2 separate regions of the Homo sapiens genome follow, and region 1 is linked to region 2. Evidence: read pairs that join two places in POLR2A ChIA-PET (ENCODE). Cell type or tissue: B cell. All regions are shown on one strand. Region 1 overlaps PELI3 (pellino E3 ubiquitin protein ligase family member 3). Region 2 has its middle 2.1 kb from the start of NPAS4.

What was found. ChIA-PET counts read pairs that join two places held together with the same protein. Peaks named below come from ENCODE experiments on the same cell type or tissue, not always from the same donor. Only the 100,000 strongest peaks of a DNase experiment are listed, where the experiment ranks them.
Region 1: POLR2A ChIA-PET joins it to region 2 with 13 read pairs; 23 of 35 experiments call an interaction of 5 or more read pairs at or near these places.

What each region holds. Positions count from the first base shown.
Region 1 is chr11:66,470,019-66,472,518 of GRCh38, forward strand. PELI3 (pellino E3 ubiquitin protein ligase family member 3) reads left to right here. Exons shown (of 8, transcript NM_145065.3): 4 at 1,224-1,353; 5 at 2,351-2,452. Among named protein-coding and RNA genes, the nearest start is that of PELI3, 4.4 kb to the left of the region's middle. In B cell, no CTCF peak of the experiment used is centred here; no DNase peak of the experiment used is centred here.
Region 2 is chr11:66,417,670-66,420,169 of GRCh38, forward strand. It overlaps a transcript of NPAS4 not described here. Among named protein-coding and RNA genes, the nearest start is that of NPAS4, 2.1 kb to the right of the region's middle. RefSeq lists enhancers at 68-568, 569-1,069. In B cell, no CTCF peak of the experiment used is centred here; a DNase peak (open chromatin) is centred at 1,212; H3K27me3 peaks cover 2,391 bases.

The DNA of each region.
Region 1 (2,500 bases), 52 kb after region 2:
TGAACTCCTGACCTCAAGTGATCTGCCTGCCTCGGTCTCCCAAAGTGCTGGGATTACAGGTGTGAGCCACTGCGCCCGGCCTCATCTGGATTTTAACAAACTCACTAGAAGATTCTGATTCAAGTGGCCTTGTCTGTATTTGGCAGCTCTTTGTCCTGTCACTTCCTGTTCCCAGACCTTCCTGGCACCCCACTGGTTGTTGAATAATGTCCTCAGCCTGGAGTTCAGAGCCCTCCCACCAGTGTCATCTCCCCCACATACTTCACCACCAAAGCCACCATTCCCTGATCTCATCAGACCCTGCCAGCCTTGGGCCCTTTGCTTAGGGTGAGCCTCCATCTAGAGGGGCTTCTGGAGTCAGAGAGACTGGGCTCAAATCTGGACATTTTCACCTACTAGCCAGAGGCAAGTCACATTACCTCCCTGAGCCTTGATTTCTCTCATTTGTAAGATGGGCAGAAAGCCACTTGCCTGGCAGGCCACTGCACAGATTCCATTAGGTGATTGATAACATGAAGGCCAGGAACACAGAGGCAGCAGCCCATGGCAGCGATGAGAGCTATGCCTCACCTCCTCTGTGCCTCTCACAGCCATGCCCTCCAGACAAGAGCTGGAAAGGCAGGTGGAAATTTGACATGTATGGACATATGGAGGTACTGGCATTGTGTGTCATTTTTTCCTTCCATTTTGGTTTTGAGTAGTGGTGTGATAAGTGACAGCTTACTACAGGTGAACCCTTTCTAGTTCTTCAAAACCCAGTAGAGGTGTTCCCTCTCCCAGAAACCTGATCCTAGGGCGAGAATTCCCTTTTCTTCCTCTAGGCTTATGGCATCCTTGGCTTGTGCCTGGGTGTGGCAGGTGGCACCTAGGTTCCTGGAGAAGCTGAGGAACCCCTCCACTGAGGGCCCACAACTGACCCGTGGTGCATCACCTCTACCGCCCCAGTGCACAGCACCCATCCAGGCATGGCTCAAGTGTCCAGGAAATACTTGGTTAACTGAATGAAAGTGCTTTTGAAACTGCTCTGACACCCCCCTCCCACTCCCCAAGGTACCAATTTGTTATTGTAGGGTCTTCTAGTTTCAGGTGCTTGTAGAGCTTGTTTATTAAGGTAGGATCTGCCTAGAAGTTGGCAGTTTCCTCCAAGTCTCATCAGGGGTTCACTTTCTCTCTTTCTCTCTCTCCTCTTGCAACCCCTTCTTCTTAACCCCCGACATCTACAGCTACAATGGTTGTCTGGCAAGTGGGGACAAGGGCCGCCGGCGAAGCCGCCTGGCACTGAGCCGCCGGTCGCACGCCAACGGGGTGAAGCCAGACGTCATGCACCACATCTCCACGCCGCTCGTCTCCAAGGCAAGCAACTGACCCATAGACCTGAGGTCCTGCCCTCCCTGCCCAAGGCCCAGGTCTTCGGCCTTCCAGGTCCTACCTGCCCACAGCCCCCACACCTTAACAGGGGAGCCCACTTTGTGTCATCACTCACTGCTTATTGGGCCATCCGAGAATGGTGATGAAAAATCCTTTGCAGTGTGCGCAGTTCTTTACAGTTTGCAAAATGTTGCCTTAACCACTGGACCTCTCTGAACCTTGGCTGCCTCTAAGATGGTGCTGCTTATTTCCATCCAATGGAAATGGAAATGGGTGGAAATGAGCTGCACCATTTTAGAGGCAGCCAAGGTTCAGAGAGTGGGAGGTGACAGTCATACTGCAATGATAAAGGAAAAACCTTTGACTTTAGAGGATTTGGGTTAGAATTCAGCCTCTGATATTTCCAGCTGTGTGCCTTTAGGCCAGTTTCTCTCTGACCTGCAGTTTCTTCAACTCTAAAATGGAACAATAACCCCATTCTTTTTATTTTTGAAACGGAATCTCGTTCTGTCACCCAGGCTGGAGTACAGTGGTGCGATCTCAGCTCACTGCAAGCTCTGCCTCCCGGGTTCAAGCCATTCTCCTGCCTCAGCCTCCCGAGTAGCTGGGACTACAGGCGTGTACCACCACACCCAGCTAATTTTTTTTTTTTTTTTTTTGTATTTTTAGTAGAGACGGGATTTCACTATGTTGGCCAGGCCAGTCTTGAACTCCTGACCTCAAGTGATCCGCCCACCTCAGCCTCCCAAAATGCTGGGATTACAGGCGTGAGCCACCGCACCCAGCCTGATAACCCCATCCTTAGGGTGACTGTAGGGCTTAAATCATGTGAAACATCTGCTGCACTGTCCACCCTCTGAGAAGGATGGAGCTGCCCCCTTCCCAGGGAGTGGCTGCTGGGCCTTGAGCTCCAGGTGCTTGCTCAAGGCATACACTTATCATGGCTGCACACCCTGGCAAGTGACTTTTTTCTCCCCACCAGGCACTGAGTAACCGTGGTCAGCACAGCATCTCGTATACACTGTCCCGGAGCCACTCGGTCATAGTGGAGTATACACATGATAGCGACACAGACATGTTCCAGGTATGCTCAGGCCTCTCCACACACCTCCTGGCCACCAGGCCTCTAGGC
Region 2 (2,500 bases):
ACACCATCAGATGCTGAAAGACCCAGAGCAGACTCAGATATGGACACAAACACAGACACTGACAGAAAGGCATATGGAAAATTGTAGACATAAATACACACAGGCACAAACATAGAACTGCACAGAACATAGGAAGTTGGAGACAAAAAAAAAAGACAAGCATAGATGCAGGCATAGGTAAACATAGATATACAGGGGTACAGACTCGCAGCTACAAAGACACATGCAAACAGATAGAGATGTAGACATCCAACCACCTCCAGACAGGTTTGGAGGCAGACACACAGGACACACAAACACAGTCTCAGTCAAATGAACACACACACACACAAACACACAGACACACACACAGAGTCTGGCTCTTTTCCTTCAATTGCCCAAGCATCCTTGAGCAGTAGTGCATAGCTGAGGATGCTGCACGCTTGCCCAGTAGGTTTGGCTGAGAGGCTTGCTCTCCCATTCCTTCTACACGCTCACCCCAAAGCCCCTCTCCCAATTCACTCCCTTGCCCACTTTCCCACAGCCAGCAGGCTCTGATGCCTCCCCCATCTCAGGCTTCTAATTCTTAGCTTGTTCTGCTGCTGCCTGCCACTTGGGGGAGAGAGTGGGGTGACTCAGCCAGGCCAGGATGACTCACACTGCCAGTATTTTTAGCAGCGGCCAGGAGCTCTCTAGTGTGCCAGCCGCCCCCCTCCTCCTGCTTGCTATTTCGGAACCGTCACTGGTGATATAAATAGCTCCTCTCCCACGGCCTGAAGCTGCTGCCAAGCTATTTTTGGTTCTGCACAGTTAAAAATAGCTTCACGGAGGTGGGAGGCAAGGGGAGTGGGAGCTGGCCTAGGGAGAGGAGACATTGGGGCACACAGAGCTTCTCAACTTGAATCAGAGTGGGCGAACTAGGATGAGCCCTTCTCTACCCCCTCCCTTGTCCCTTTCTAGACCCTTCTTCCCTTCCAAAGTGTTTCTTCCCATTCCATTCTCCTGGAAAAAGCCAGGGGCTCTTCCCCTGAGCCCAGTTCTCCTCCCTTGCTTACTTCACCCTTAGAGCCCAGAAATCTTGGCCCCCTGCAAACCCTCCATATTCATTCACAGAGAATAAGGGGACAGTCAAAGAGTAGGCTCACTCTGAGGCCTGTGGGTACCCAAGCCCTACGTCGATGTCCCCGGCAAACCGTAGCATGACTTCCATGGTGACTCTTTCAGCACCACGGACAGCGGTCGGCGCAGTATTCCTTCACTGCAGATTCGCTCAGATTGCTGGAGGCCATGACACCCAGCCAGTAGACTCCTCTTATTGTGGAGGGGGACACTCAGAATGCCTCACAGGCAGCTTTAGCATCAGTGAATGAAGAACACAGGAACAACCCCCCTGGAATTTCATACGGAAGGGGATCCAAAGATCAAGGGATTGTTCAAATGGAAGATTGAGAGAGGGGTGGGTAGGTACATTAGAGGTCAGATTGAGAAGAAAGAAGCAACACAGACCCATGTCCAGGAGGAATCATCTCTCTGTCATCCAGGTCAATGGGGTTAGAGACAGTGGCAGACAGATAAGCGGACATCGTTCCCTCCACCTCAGCTGTGACACTGACCACAGGATGGCCCCAACCTCTGCCAAAATGCATAAGACACCAGAATAGGGTCTCCACACCTTGTACACCTCTTCTAAGACATACTTCTCCTCAGCCGCCTCTCCTCCCACTCTACCTCTCTTACTACCACCCCTTTCCATGAGGAGCGGAGAGTTCCCTGGCCCCAAATTGTCCTTTTTGATGTCAAAGTTCATCTCCATGCTTCCTGTGTGACTGGGACTTCCCAGTCCCACCCTCCAATTTTTAAGTGGCCTCATTTCCAGCCACTTAAGTGATTCCATGCGCACACAGCTACTCCATCAAACGAGATTTCAGATAAGAACATTCCCTAGCCCACTTGCTTCTTGCATTATTGAATCCCAGGATAAGAACGGCACATCCTCGCCCCTGTAGAGAGCAATCATCTGTGGTGAAAAGAGAAAAAAAGCGGGTGTGTGGGGGGGTGGGGATAGGGCAAAGGTGACAGGATATGAAAAGGATAGAAAAGGATATGAAAGGACAGAAAAAGAAACGAAGGTGGAAAGTGGAGAGCTGAAGGTGGAGAGGCAGAGCCAGGAGCCTTAGAGGCGCAAATGTGGAGAGGGGTGGAGGGAACCTGGCAAAAATACAGGGTCCCTGGTAGGTGCAGGGGTCATGGAGGGTCCGGCGCTGCCCCTTCGCTTCTCAGCTGCTCCCCCATCTTGCCCGCCTAGGCAGGGCGGGGAGCCCTCCGGAGCGGTGCGGAGGCAGCCAGGCCCCGCCCGCCGCAGCCGCGGCAGCCGCCGGAGGATTCCTGTCCTAATATGGAGCTGGGATTCCCCCGGCCCCGCCCCCGCCCCCGGCCCGCGGGGAGACAGAGGCTGGCAGCAGGGCGGGGGGAAGCGCTCGCTTGGGGGCCGGCAACGGGGGGAAGGGATGCCTAAGTGCAG